Linked DNA regions of Homo sapiens: region 1 is linked to region 2. Evidence: chromatin loops called from intact Hi-C (ENCODE). Cell type or tissue: sigmoid colon. All regions are shown on one strand. Each heading gives the region's core, and the rest is flanking DNA. Links, peaks and the distances in the headings are about the cores only.

Region 1 (7,447 bases), core at 2,057-4,556, 450 kb before region 2:
GCCAGGCAACAGCTTTAATCTTCATTCCACAGGCAATGAGGAGCCATTGAAGGTGGTTGAGCAGGAGTGGCATGGAGAAGTGTTGTAGGAACACTAATCTAGCCAAAAAGCAAGAGGATAACTTGGAGGTAGGGAGACTAGGTTAAAAAAAAAAATTCCCCAAATGAATGTTAGCCACAGTGGAGATTATTTCGGAAGGGAGAGAAATGAAGGGGGCTCCCTGCAGCTCTGGCCCCAAGAGAAAGGCCCCTGAAAAGAATTGCGTGGGAGCTGCTAAAAGGGGGACCAGCTCCTCGCCTGCATGGCCTGATTGTTCCTTCTGGCAAAGATGTGGGCCCACTCATTTCTCTCCTATTTTCTTTCCTCCAAAAATGCTTTTGGCCTCTGGTTTCCGAAAGCTTTGCTCAGTGAGTTTAAACAGCATCTCACAGCATGGCCGAGCAATAACAAATGGCGCCTGGTGGCTCGCCTGCTGGTGGCTTAAAAAACAATTGATGACTTTTAATCAGCTGAATGAGCATGGGACAAATGACAGCATGGCCTGAATGCAGCCCAGACGTCATCGGCTGACATCAGTGGGGAGGAGGGAGGTGCCCTTCTGGTGAGCTTGGGAACAAACAGGAGCAGAGGCTGGCGCTTGAGGCTCCAGGAGGCAGCTCTGCTCTCACCCCAAAGCGGTTGCCTTCTTCTCTCCCTTCTGGGGAGACCAGGTGAGCCAAGGGCTGGGGCACTGGAAGACCGGGGTTCAGGGTCTCCAGATGTCACTTGGTAACTGTAGGCATCAGTTCCCCTCCAGACCTCAGTTTCCCCCTCTGATAAATGGAGGAGATGAAGGCAAGTTTGTGTCTTCTGTTAAGCCGCCCCATATGTGGGATAGCTTTAGACTGAATCTCTAAAGGACTCAAGTGAAGGTCTGTTTATATATCCTGCTCCTATCAAAACTATCAAAACCATCAACACTCCCCACTGCACGGCCACTTTCCCCCACCTCCCCCTACCCACACACCAAATGGATACTCACCAAGCATTCCTTTTTTTTTTTTTTTTTTTTTTTGAGACGGACTCTTGCTCTGTTGCCCAGGCTGGAGTGCAGCAGCGTGATCTCACTGCAACCTCCGCCTCCCGGGTTCAAGCTATTCTCCTGCCTTGTAATCCTAGCTGGGATTACAGGTGCGTGCCACCACACCCAGCTAATTTTTGTATTTTTCATAGAGATGGGGTTTTGCCATGTTGGCCAGGTTGGTCTCCAACTCCTAAGCTCAAGTGATCCACCTGCCTCAGCCCCCCAAAGTCCTGGGATTACAGGTGTGAGCCACTGCACCCGGCCTCACCAAGCATCTCTGATAAAGGAGTGCAAATTTGAGCAAAGGAAGCAAAAATGGCAGGAATGAAAATAAAGGTATTTGTTGAGTGCTTACTACATGCCTGGCCCCGTGCTATGTGTTTATAGGCATTATCTCATTATCCCCATCTCACATGAGGTGAGGTGGGGAGGAAACAGGCTCGGAAGGGTAAAGGAATCTGCCCATAGTTCTACCACCAGTAAGTGAGGGACACGAACACATGCCTACCTGCTTCCAAAGCGCTTGCCCTTCCTCACTTTTCCAGCCCAAACTGGGACACAGGAGCAACTTAAGAAAGTAGGCTGGGGGAAAACTTGACCTGATGCAGGAACATATAAATTATATTAAGAAATGCCACAGGTCACACCTCAGTCACAATCACAGGAACGCAAGACCTTTATGCCATGAATCTTCCCTGACCACCAAAATTTAGGAATTAAGAATCTGCTTCTTAGGATTTTTTTTTTTAATCCTGTGCTTGGTCCACAGGAATGGACACTCCCTCCTGGCCAGCTTGCCCACCCTCCAGGCCACAGTTTGCACACTGTTTGTCTCCCCGAGAAGAGCTACCCCTCCCTCCCTGGCTTATGCTGGGCTTTGTGCGAGATGGACCCTGAGATGGTGACTGGTGTATAGGATCCTGATTGGAGGCTGCTGTCAGGAACAATGCCTGTGAGGGAGAAAGGGCTGCAGGATGGGGCAGAGGGAGAAGCTGAACTACAGTGCAGTTGCAACAGAGGCCTCAGTCAACTCCAAGGCAAGTTCTGGGGCTGGGATGGCCCTTCAGAGATGTCCTAAATTGAGGCAAAGGGGTAAGTCCTTGCATAGTCTCCCCCGCCTATAAACCAGTCATTGAATGAGTTGCCCTCCCGGAAGGTGGCAGGGCGCTCCCTTGGACAAGGCAGCTCAGCCAGCTCCTATCAGCTAAGGACAATTCCAAGTGGGCAGCGGTCCCCACCCAAACCTTTGAAGGGGGTAGTTATATGGTGTGCTCCTGAATCCACCATCCCATCCAACAAAACTCCTGCTCATCCTTCAGTTGGCAGCTCAAGCTTGACCCATTCTTTCTGAACTCCTAGCCACTCCCTGAGCCCCTAGACTCGCCACTATTTCCATCCGCAATGATGGCCCTGCTTCAGAAATGTCAGATAACTCCTTACCCTCCATCTCTAGACAGTGAGAAATGGAGATCACCTTTACCACCTGTTCCTGGCACAAAGAAGCCTCCCCTAGGTGCTGAGTAGATGGATGTTGCATGGGAGGTGCCAGCAGGCCCACGGGAATGTTCCAGCTTCCACAATTTCCTCTCTATCAGTGACTCAAAGTGTCTACGTTGTTTCTGCCGATGACATACAAGCACAGAGAAAGCTTGCTCCCACAGCCAACCTGGCAACCTCTCTTGGGCTCAGGCCAAGAAAGTCCTGTCCTTGTTCCCTTCCCTGTCCAGTGTTCTGCTGTAAGTCCACTTCCTAGCTAAGAGGGCCAAGCACATTTAGAAGCCTCCGTGCCAGGGAAAGCCCAATGCCATTGCCAACTGCACTACATCGCCGTTCTTCTGAAGGAAATTACTATTGATCCCACAGCTCTCCTCCCCATGCTGTTTGCCGGGGACAGCCAAGGATTCCCGTGCCAGCTGGGCTCCCACACGGCTCGACTGTTCCTGCACCAGATGGCCAGACCAACACCCTCTGGCTGCCGCACGCTCCCTGGGAGACGAGGCTCTGACGTCTATCAGCCTGGCTTTTTGTGCACAGGGACGCCGGGGTCAGGGATTACAGGGCCAATCACATTACACTAAAAATCTCTGCACAGCGTAAAGATTTCCAAATCCCAGTGGTTATCAGTGTAACCAACAAGGCAGGGAAACTGTTTCTATAGCCTTAACTTTCACTGCTCTTTTCACAAATATCAGTTGAATGCCTCCGTGGTCTGAGGGATGCAATGGTAAACAAGACAGTCCCTACCCTCAAGCTAGTTATAGTCTACTGGGGTATAGGTTAGGTAACCATATCATTTATTGTTCAAACTAGGACACTTTTGAGAAAGTAAAAGGGGTGTTTTTATCGTTAAACCAGGGTAGTAGGCATAAATAAGGAGGTGTTCCAGGCAAACCAGGATGTTTGGGCACCCCAGATAGAGACACAGCATGACCAAAATGGGGGGGAGTTCAGGTCATGGGGGCATAGTACTGTTAGGTGGCGCCACAAGATGGCGCAATTGAAATACTCGTAGCTTTTCTTTGTTTTTGTTTTCTCTCTTGAAAACTAATTTTTCTTTCCATTGCCACAGAGCCAGTAGAACCCTTCCATGGTGTGCTGGAGCCAAAGGGTACTGGTTTGTGAGATCAGATCATCAAATTTTCAGGAATTTTTGCCAATTGGTTACTAAGCATAGCCATTAATAAAAATTAAAAGAAGTAAAATAAAAAATAGAATTATAATTAAAATAATTAAAATTTAAAATGGAGTAAGTCATATTAAAAACAAAGGTAATAAATACTGAAAACTCACACCTTCCTGACTGCTTTGCTACAGTTTACTATTATTTACTCTCATGAGGTTATTTACCCTTTCATGACTGTGTGGTAGAAATACTATGTAAAAGGCAGGGCATGGTGGCTCACACCTGTAATCACAGCACTTTGGAAAGCTGAGGCAGGTGGATCACGAGGTCAGGAGTTCGAGACCAGCCTGGCCAACATAATGAAACCCCCTCTCTACTAAAAATACAAAAATTAGCCAGGTGTGGTGGCGGGCACCTGTAGTCCCAGCTACTCTGGAGGCTGAGGCAGGCGAATCGCTTGAACCCGGGAGGCGGAGGTTGTAGTGAGCTGAGACCACACCATTGCACTCCAGCCTGGGTGAGAGGGTGAGACTCTGTGTCAAAAAAAAAAAGAAAAAAGAAAGAAATACTATGTAATGCTGTGTCCGTGTCTTTTCAACTCCATGGTCAGCACCATCACGTGGGCAGCTTGAGACTGGCTGTGGTGGGAGTATTTGCATCATGGAAATCAGCAGATACTACAAGTCAGGGCTTGGGGGGCAGGGAGCCAGTTGTTAAACATTTACTAGCACATCACCAGAATCATCATTTAAGTTCAATAATTTATGTGGCTGATTTCATGTACTCTGGGCAGTTCTATCACATTCCCCAAAATTATAATGTCCGCTCTCACCCAAAACAACACAGAAAGTTGGGGGAGGAAGGGGTTATGTTCTTCCCATAACCTAATCTGAACACTGAGGAAGGAGGAGCCCACACAGTTTAGTGCTAAGTGCCACAGTGCAGATAGGTGAATCAGGGAGTCCACCGCCAGGGTCTAGACTGCTGTGGAAAGCTTACCCCCAGGGACAGATGCCTAACATTTGCATATTCAAATTGACCAGTGGGGAACTCAGGATATCTTGTCTGTGATTGGTGGGATGACTTAGGGACTGCCCATGGGTACCACTTGTGCTGTGAGTCAGGGCCCCAGTAGCAATGGATGGCAGACTCAGCAAGAGGGTTAACTGACAAGAGTTTGTAAAGGGACTATTTACAGAGTTGTGGGCAGATTACAGAAACCACAAGGGATAGGGAAGTACCCTGGGACTAGCAACAATGGGAAGCTGCCACCACTCCCTGGACTGAGGGAGCCAGGAGTGGGGGCTGTTAGCAGAACCTGGAAAGAGCTGTAGGTGAGGGCTGCTATGGGACGAGGAACGCAGCCACCACCAAAAGGGCAGCCCAGCTGTGGAAATAAATACCCAACCTCTGACTCCTCCTACCTGCCTCCCATTGGCCAAGCCAACCAGAAGCCAGTGGTCAAGGCAGCCCAAGGGATCCAGTCCCCAAGGATCAAGGATCAGCCTCCTGGGCACAGAAAGTGGATGGGGTGAGGGGAGGGCAAATAGATCTGCCCGGCCAATATGGTGCTGCCCCTACCAGTCTGCTGGCTTGAAGAGGATGTGCCAGAGACCACTCACCTGCATGGCTGGCCCAGTAGAACAAACCACAGGCTGGCTGTGGGCCTAGAGGCAGGCAGGCCAGCCGGAGCCTGGCAGAGATATACCAGAGTCAAAGGAGGGCCATCCAAGACCGTCCAGTTGACCTAAACGTGATGTGGAGAGGGATGTGTCTTAGCTACACCTATGTCCAGAATTAAGCCTCTGCACAGGTGTGGATTTTACCTCGAGGCTAATAAAGCTTAAAGTTCAGGGCCTTGACTCGCACAGTCCCCTTCCAAGGCCCTGGTAGGGTCCTAGCAGTTATCATTTGTACCTCTGCACTGTTTTTCTTCAAGAAGGCCCCAAAATTCACGTAACTTTTAGGCCCCCAAACTTGGATCTGACCCTGCAGCTGCATTAAGAAGAGATTGGGCTGCTATTCTGGTTTCTCCTTCCAGGGGGTAAGTTTATCCGCAGGGTACAGGAGGGCAGAAGGGACTGTACCTCCCCACAAGAGGGGTTTTGCCTCCGCTCTGCTTCTCTTGGAGGAGCATTTCCCAAGCTCCTCCTCCTCACCTCGTTCTGGGAGAGGGTTAATAGACGTGGGGGTAGGAGGCCTCTTGGGGCCAAATACTTCTGGAAAGATTGGCGGCCTCTCCACTGCCCCCCACCCACCAACCTCCGGAAGATTCACAATGTACATTAGCATAGTAAAGGCTCCAGATAAAGAAAACGTTTGGCTTTGTTTACTGTGGGGGTTGCCCATACTTCCTGGAGCTTAAGCTGAAAGCGAAAGGATGAGTAGGAGTCAGATAGTTGTAGGAGTCAGATAGTTTTAGGAGTCAGAGGGTTTTAGGCTTGAGGGTACAGCCCCAGCAAAAGCCTCGCAAAGCCCGGAGAACTGGAAGAAATTGCTGCTGGAAGGCAGAGTTTGAGGTGGTGGAGCCGGGAGGGATGGACTAGAGGAGCCCCCCAAGCAGGCCTTTCATCCTGAGGACACCGGGCGACAACGCGCTCAGAGCTCTGAATCAGAGCTTCCCTGAATCACAGGCAGAGCTCCCAGCTCTCTGAAGGCTTGGCATGCTGCTGTTTGCATCCTTCCATCTGTTAGCGATGTTTCAGGCTGGGCAGGCATTGTCCTCATAGAGTTTCTCCCCCATTGTCTCTGCCTCTGCTCACCCCAAAGCTGGCAGAACCACAGCGCCCAGTGGCCTCTGGCTGCAGAGGGCATGAGGACTTCAGGCTGGTTTCCCAGAAACAGGAGGGTTTGTAGATAACCCTGATACCCTATGACCAAAGGCACCGTTCCCAAAACCCCTGCCCATGGAGCTATAGCCTAGTGCTGCCAAGTAAAGTTTGGTTCTGGAAAAAACAATTAGCCTACAGGGGTAGCACTAGCTGTTTCTGAAGTTCTACAGCCCAGGCCACCACTGGGTGCTGGCCTCAGTCCCATGAACCTTCAGCCCTGCCAATGAGAAGAATTCACAGATTTATTGTCTTCTAGAAAGGTTGGGGGACACATTCCTCCATGCCACTCTCTGCTAGTTGAGGGCCTGTCCTTTTTCCCCAGGGAATAGTATCTCCCTGGCCAGAGAGCGAGCGGACCAGGCTTTGCTTTCCAGCCTCACATAACCACCCTCCCGATGCCAAATATGACACATTCTTCAAGCTAATGACCTCTGCCCCCACCTTAAAAATAACAGCCCTCCACTTCATCCATCTTTGGGCTGATGACTGCTTTTTCTCGAGCAGGCACGGACTCTAGCAGTTCCTTTGTTTTCCAGTGATGCTTTTTATCCTCCATCTGATTTCATGTCATCTGTGTCTGTGACTGAGCAGGGCTCCCCCGTCTCCTGGCTCGCCCCGCCCATGCACCTTTGGACGTGAGTCTGGAGAGCCTCTGATTCCATGTACAGATTTGCAGGGCTGGCATTTGCCTCTCACATTGGTGCTCAGAGTGGCCGTGTGAAAAGAGGGCGGTCTGGCCGTGGGACTGACTTCCCAGAGCAACAGGGCAAGCTGGTGAGTAAGAACCAGCCTTTTTGCTGGCAAGGGACCTGGGCAGAGATGGGCCCTAATATACCCAGGAGCAACTTGAAGAATAAATACAAGTCATGAGCAGCATTACTGCCAGAGTGTGACAGCTGGCCACCTAGCCCTAGATGGGTACAGGGGAGT
Region 2 (7,447 bases), core at 2,208-4,707:
AGATACCTCACCTAGAAAAATGCAGGGCAGCTGAGTGTTGAAGAAACATGTCTCCAGAGACAGCCTGCGTGTGTATTCCCCCTCCTCCAGATGTCGATGTCGGGGGGCAGGGAGGTGAGGTCAGGAAGTATACGTGGAGTTAGGAACCCTGGGTTCGATTATGAGTCTCCTCTGTCTGTCAACCTGAGATAAGCTATTCACAACCCCGGGGCCTCAGTTGTGCCTCAGTGCCCACTGTCCAGCCTTTGAGCATGCAGAAGGTGTGTGCTAGCTTCTGCTGTCGTGTGGGCCCTCTGGCCGAAAGATGCCCCAAGACTGCCAAAGCCCCAAATGGAATGGGGCTGTTTGCTCAATATAATGATTGAAAGTATGGGTTTTGGAGTCAGGGAGATTGGGGTTTACCAGCCATGTGCCCTTGGATGTGTTCTTTAACCTCTCTGAACCTTAGTTTCCTTATCTGCAAAATGTAGGCATGGTGGCAGGCACACAGCCTCCCTTCCAACCTCGTCCTATGGTGCCCCCATGGTCTGCAGAGACTGGAAGGCTAAAAACTGGATTTCCCAGACACCTTTGCAGCTGGGACTGTGGATGAGAATTCAGTTTCACCAGTTAGATGCAATCGTGTGAAGTCTGGCTGTACCTGCTAGAGGTGTGTGTGTGTGTGTGTGTGTGTGTGTGTGTGTGTGTGTAACAACATTCTAGTGTTTGCTCAGTTACCGGCTTTGTGGGTGTTGAGAGGGGTTGTGGTGGCAGTGGCTTCCTGATCCTTGGATCGCAGCTATGGTAGTGCACTCTGGAAATCTACATTTCTAGAGGCAGGCTCCCTCACGCCTCACCTTCCTGATGGTGGCAGAGATGGCAGTAGTCTTGGCAGACCAGTTCAGTGGTGTTGTTTTGGGAGTCCAGAGACTGCTCCTCCTGCACCCTTCCAATAATTTTGTCAGCACCTAATTTCCTGTGTTAAATCTCTTCTTGCTTAAAATAGCTGGAGAGGTTCTCTCTTCCCTGCAATTGAACTCCAACTGCTGTCAGGGTAACCCCCATTTGCTCATTGATGGAATGAAATGAGATGGTAAAGCCCTTTATGTATGCTAGGTGTTTTTCTTTTTCTTTTTTCTTTTTGAGGCGGAGTCTCGCTCTGTCGCCCAGGCTGGAGTGCAGTGGCACTATCTCGGCTCACTGCAAGCTCCACCTCCTGGGTTTAGGCCATTCTCCTGCCTCAGCCTCCCGAGTAGCTGGGACTACAAGCGCCCACCACCACGCCCGGCTAATTTTTTGTATTTTTAGTAGAGACTGGGTTTCACTGTACTAGCCAGGATGGTCTCAATCTCCTGACCTCGTGATCTGCCCGCCTCGGCCTCCCAAAGTGCTGGGATTACAGGCGTGAGCCACGGCGCCCGGTCTGCTAGGTGTTTTACAAAAACGGGTCTCTTTTTTCAGAGGTGACTAAATGTGATAGAAACCCTGTGACAAGCCACCCTAATTTGTACAAGCTCTCAGCCAGTTGTTTTACATACAGTTGTTGGGGCAGGAAACAACCTGAAAGAATTCAGATTGAGTGGGTCGCCTGCTTTCAAAGGCTCATCAGGTCCTTGTACTTATTCAGGGGGAGTTCTGCCTCCCTGCCTACCATTAGAGCAATGACTGGCACCACAGGCATGGCACAGGCAGCTGGGAAAGGTGACAGGCTTCCTGGTGTGAGCCCAGAAGGTCAGCTGCCAGAGATCCTCCCCCGTCTGTGACTGTGCTCCACCATGATCGTTACTAGTTCGTGTTGAAGTGCACTGTTTAGGCTGGGCGTGGTAGCTCATGCCTGTAATCCCAGTACTTTGGGAGGCCGAGGTGGGTGGATCACTTGAGGTCAGGAGTTCCAGACCAGCCTGGCCAACATGGTGAAACCCCGTCTCTACTAAAAATACAAAAATTAGCTGGGTGCGATGGCTCACACCTATAATCCCAGCACTTTAGGAGGCAGAGGCAGGCAGATTACTTGAGGCCAAGAGTTCGAGACCAGCCTGGCCAACATGGTGAAACCCTGTCTATACTAAAAATACAAAAATTAGCAGGGGTGGTGTCATGCGCCTGTAGTCCCAGCTACTCAGAAGGCTGAGGCAAGAGAATTGCTTGAACCCGGCAGGCGGAGGTTGCAGGGATTGCGCCACTGTACTCCAGCCTGGGCAACAGAGCGAGACTCCGTCCCCGCCCCCCCCAAAAAAATTTAGCTGGGCGTGGTGGCGTGCACCTCTAATCTCAGCTACTTGGGAGGCTGAGGCAGGAGAATCGCTTAAACTCGGGAAGCGGAAGTTGCAGTGAGCAGAGATGGTGCCACTGCACTCCAGCCTGGGTGACAAAGCAAGACTCTGTCTCAAAAAAAAAAAAAAAAAAGCACGTTGTTTAATTCCTGACTCCTCCCCCAGTTAATCTCCACTTGATATTTACAAAACCTTCCCTTCCCCTCCCATGAAGAACAGGCTGACAAAGGATCTTGCTTTCTGTGGTGAAGAATGTTCTCATGGCCATGGCATTGGCCGCCTGAGTTAAGAGTTTCGAGAGAAAACAACTGAGAGGATGTAAATTGTACAGGGACAGGTTGCTTGGGGAGAAGTTCAAAAGACAAGGCTGGGCTTGGAGGACTGGGCCACCCGTGCAGAAGGGCGCTGGGTGCCGTGAAAGGAGAGGAACAGAACTGGAGAAAGGGTGTGAAAGTAAAGGGGGGATCTTGGAAAGCCCCCCCCACCCTGTTCAGTGGACAGAATGCTTCTCTCCCCTCATAGATCCAACTCCCTCATCTTCCCATCTCACCCTCTTGCTGTCATTCGATTTTCTGCCACAAAATGGGGACCCTCTGTGGAGTGAGGAACCAGGCAGGTGGCCCAGGGGGCCGCCAAGCTGGGTGGAAGCTGGTCTGGGGTTGGCTGCCAGAACAATCCAGGCTCCACTCCAGCCCATCAGGGGGCTTGAGGCTGGGTGGGTGAGATAAACTGTTTCAGTGGTTTTCAGGAGCCCTAATCAATTGCGAGGCAGAGCAAAGCCCTCTGCGGACAGATAAAGCCAGTCCTGCGTCGGTGCCCAGTTGGAGTTTGTGTGGTTTGAACTTTTGTGTGGTTTGGACAAGTTCGCCGGGTTTTGCTGGGGCGGTTTATTCTGTTTCCAAACTGCAGTAGAGGGAGGCAAACGGCCCTTGGACCCTACAAGCCACTCCTGAAATACGATAGGTGGCCTGTCCTCTCTCCCGCATGGTCCCAAAGGCTCAGGGAAGAGAGGCAGGGCAGGTGCGGGCCATACCCCGCCCTCCTGGTTCCCGCCGGTGGCTCCGGGTGTAGACATTTCTAGAAACGCTCCCCTGCCCAAGGCTGGCTAGACCTTCGCGTTGGGGAGCTGAGCTGCTGCAGGTTTGATTGTCTTCCCCTGCTTCCAAACTAGAAAGACGAATGCCCACTTTCGGATTCCATCTTCTGCCGCGGACGCATCCGGGACGCGCAGCCGCCCGGCGCAGAGGAAGCCCGGGACGCTGGGGACACCGCCTGGAGCCTCCGCGCATAGCACCGGGGCGTTTTTTCCTTCCAGCTGGAGGCTTCCCATTTAACCTCTAAGGTGCCAGAAGATCCGGATCCCTCGCGGGCAGGCCTTTGGCTGGCTCCGGGCTAGGCTGGGACCCCAGATCCCAGTGCCGCTGGCGAGCACTCGGCGTGCAGATGTCTGGGGGGCTGTGCGCGGGAGAGGAAGTCTGCCCAACGAGGTGGACGGACACTGGGCCCGCGGGGACCCATCTGACAACGCCCGGTCCCCAGGGAAGCCTGTGCGAGCCTGCGGGGGACCAGGGCAAAATAGAATCAGGAACATGTGTTGTTTGGGAGGGAAGCTGGGGCGCATGGCATGTCTCAATAGTGCTGGCACCCTCCAGGGACCTTCCTGCTTCCACAGAAGGTGGGGACGGGGAGGCGAGCATGGAGAGAGAGAAAGGGAAGTGGGAAGAAATTGGTCACGGAGGAAGCTATTTTTATGCTTTGCTACAGCTGCGTGCGTTTCTCTGACCAACTAGGCAGCGAAAATTAGACCGGCTCCGGCTGAAAACAGGCCCTAAACTTCACGGGGGTTGGGGGTAGTGGGACACGCGCAGGAAAGGGAAGGAGAGGGGGAAATCCCCATGGATCTGGCAAACCCCAGTGTCCCGGAAGCTGTCAATGCGCAGAGAACAAGCTCCCCTGCCCTCCCCGACTCCAGATGCCTCAACCTTCACCTTGGATGTCAGAGGCATCCTTTCCCCTCTGTGTGACATCTTGGGCATGACACAGCCAAGACTGAGGGTTAGTTCATCAGTGTCTTCTGCTTTTAGGCCTCAGAGGACTTATCCTTTTTGGCAGGGGACCAGACCTCCTGGGTGGCCTCCATCACCACTAAGTCACTTGGGCACCTGGAGAAATGGCAAAGGTCCCAAACAGGAAACCAAGATTGGGAAGTGAGGGCCCTAGAATTAGAATCTTTTGGGGTCTATGATTGTCTAGGTCAGCAGTTCCCAAAGTGTGGTCTGAGGATCCCTGTGGTTCCCTGAGCCCTTTTCAGACTGTCCTTTTCTAACTGCAAAGCTCCATTAGGCTGGATTTTCTTCAACCAAAACAATGTATCACAACGCATTGGATGCCCAAGCCCCTATGAGGAAGCAGCTGTTTTCAATTAAGCCAGATATTAAAGAGGTTTGCAAAAATGTAAAAACGATGCCACTTTTCTCCCTAAACTTTTTTGTTTGTTTTGGAAAATACGGTTATTTTTTAATAAAATTGTGCTATCGATGTTACCATGTATTTTATCCATTGCTGTGTAACAAGTTACCCCCAAAACTTAGTGGCTGAAAACAACAGACATTTATTATCTCACACAGTTTCTGTGGGTCAGGAATCTGGGAGCAGCTTAGCTGGGTGGTTCTGGCTCAGGGTCTCTTAGGAGACTAATCAGGGTGTGTTCCAGGGGTAGGAGCATCTCAAAGCTCAGCCGGGGAAAGATCCACCTCCAGACTCACTCATGTGGCTGCTGGCAGGCCTGGGTTTCTTGCCACGAGGCCCTCTCCACAGGGCTGCCTCGTGACAAGGCAGCTGGCTCCTCCTAGAGAGAGAAAAGAGGGCACCCAAGACAGAAGGCACAGTCTTTTTGTAATCCAATTTTGGAAGCCACATCCCTATAGGACAATAGATCTATTAGGAGTGAGTCTGTAAGTCCAGCTAGCGTTCAAGGGGAGGGAATTACTCAAGGGTGTGGGTGACAGAAGGTGGGAATTACTGGGCACCATCTTAGAGGCTGCCCACCACACATGTAATATATTCATAATTGTTATTTTTAGATCAATTAATATATAAATATTAAAAATGTTCCTTTTTTCATTTTTAATGTGGGAAATACTGACAAGACCAATATAACCAAAAGCATTTTGGAGTCCTCAATAATAAATAAAAAAGTCAAGGAGTCCCAAGACCTAAAGGTTTGAGAACTGCTGGTCTAGGTTTGTGGTATTTACAGGAGAAGTACCTTGGTACTATGTGGGGGCCAATCCATCCACCCACCCATCCACCCATCCACCCATCCACCCATCCGTTCATCCATCCATCCATCCCTCCATCCTTGCATCCATCTCAGCTATCCACCCATACATGCAATCAAAATATTCCAACTACTGGGCTAGGGCTGGTGCTTTAACAGTAAATAAGACCGCCAGTGATTGTCCTATGGAGCTATAACATGTTAACAGATGACACAATTAACAAATAAATAAGATAAATTTTAAAACAGTAACTTCAAGTTGTGATAAGTTGGGCCCCCAAAGCCTAGACCCTAGAGAAGCAGGTACTCTTGAATTGACACCATTTTGGGGGGCATCATAATAGGTGGCCCACACTGGGGGTGAGGTGGGCCCAGACTGCACGGTCCAGGGAGAAGGGAGTATGTCCCAGCTGTGGCCAGATAAGTGTAAAGCCCTAGTGAGCCAGAATAATCTGGTATCTCCCAGGTTCTTCATGCCTAGTTAATTTTTGGCCCCCCACCCACAATGAGTTTTTCATAAAAGTCCAGCTTCCTTTAAGTCTCTGGGCCCCCCACCCACAATGAGTTTTTCATAAAAGTCCAGCTTCCTTTAAGTCTCTAGTCTTCCTTTAAGCCTGGGGGGAAATCATCCAGGTTTGTCCTGGAAGCCAGGGTACTGGTGACTGTGAGACTTAGGGTGAGAGGCTCTCAAATGGAAGATGCAACCCATATGGGCAGAATAACTGGGACTACAGGTGCATTCCACCATGCCTGGATAATTAAAATAATTTTTTTTTTTTGTAGAGACCCAAGGTGGTCTCAAACTCCTGAGCTCAAGTGATCCTCCCATCTCGGCCTCCCAAAGTATTGGGATTACAGGCATGAACCACTGCTCTCCACCTGATAGCATTTTGATAGGAGGAGTAAGGGATAGTCTGGGGCAGAGACAGGCAGCGATCCCAGGCTGGAGACACAAGGAGGCCAGGCTGTGGGACAGGAGAAGCAGGGGTGGGTGGCTGGGATGGGAATAGAGCATAAATGACAAGTAGTGGCTGAGCGCAGTGGCTCAAACCTGTAATCCCAGCACTTTGGGAGGCCAAGGCGGGTGGATCACTTGAGGTCAGGAGTTCAAGACCAGCCTGGCCAACATGGTGTACTAAAAATACAAAAATTAGCCAGGTGTGGTGGTGCACGCCCACACCTGTGATCCCAGCTACTTGGGAGGCTGAGGCAGGAGACTTGCTTGAATTCAGGAGGTGGAGGCTGCAGTGAGCCGAGATCACCCCATTGCACTCCAGCTTGGGCGACAGAGCGAAACTCTGTCTCAAGGAGAAAAAAAAAAAAGACAAATAGTGACCTTTCCTACTTCAAACCCTTGCCTAGGCCAGCCCTGCTCTGAGCATCAGCTGAAAGACTTTGAGCATTTTTAAAGAGGAAATGTGCCCCCTCCCGCTCCCCTCAACTCGTGGTTTCACAGTGTAAATTGTGCTTCAGAAGGCAGGGCTCACCCCCTCAGGGGACACAGCAGCTTTAATCTGTTACACCTGCTTTTAGTGACCAGGTCCCAGGGCACAGCAGGCTCCAGAAAGACCAGGCCAGGCCTCTTTGGAATGACAGGGGGCAGAGGTGCTTTTTTCTAGGGTGGGTGGGTCTTTGCGGACCAGGCACAATTCTGCTTCCAGAGCAGTCTTCACCATAATGGTCCATTGGTGGCTTCAGCCTCAGGTTTGAAGGTGGGCTACATCACAGCAAAATGCTAAAACCTGGTGAATATTTGTATGCAAGTTCAAGCCCTATTTGGCTCTTGACCCCTTTTAAGAGAGAACGGGGTGTTGCCATTGGTTTCAGGTCTCATCTGTGGATTAAATTTGTGAGCTAATAATAACCAGTTCAACTGCCCCTGATATCAGTGGTTCTCGAAGCATGGTCCTGGCCC

What was found. Hi-C counts contacts between places; a loop is a spot of excess contacts. Peaks named below come from ENCODE experiments on the same cell type or tissue, not always from the same donor. Only the 100,000 strongest peaks of a DNase experiment are listed, where the experiment ranks them.
Region 1: a loop joins it to region 2, with 4 times the contacts of the local background. A loop is called at or near these places in 54 of 110 quality-filtered maps.

The regions. Positions count from the first base shown.
Region 1 is chrX:39,811,042-39,818,488 of GRCh38, forward strand. No RefSeq gene overlaps it. Among named protein-coding and RNA genes, the nearest start is that of MIR1587, 23 kb to the right of the region's middle. RefSeq lists enhancers at 3,615-3,674, 5,640-6,555, 6,556-7,447. In sigmoid colon, for the core only: a CTCF peak has its summit at 3,518 (motif pointing right); DNase peaks (open chromatin) are centred at 2,740 and 3,030; H3K27ac peaks cover 606 bases.
Region 2 is chrX:40,263,680-40,271,126 of GRCh38, forward strand. All of the region lies in intron 1 of LINC03099 (long intergenic non-protein coding RNA 3099), which reads left to right. Among named protein-coding and RNA genes, the nearest start is that of LINC03099, 4.5 kb to the left of the region's middle. RefSeq lists enhancers at 4,152-4,251, 4,282-4,331. In sigmoid colon, for the core only: a CTCF peak has its summit at 3,525; DNase peaks (open chromatin) are centred at 3,542 and 3,862; H3K4me3 peaks cover 1,169 bases; H3K27ac peaks cover 1,068 bases.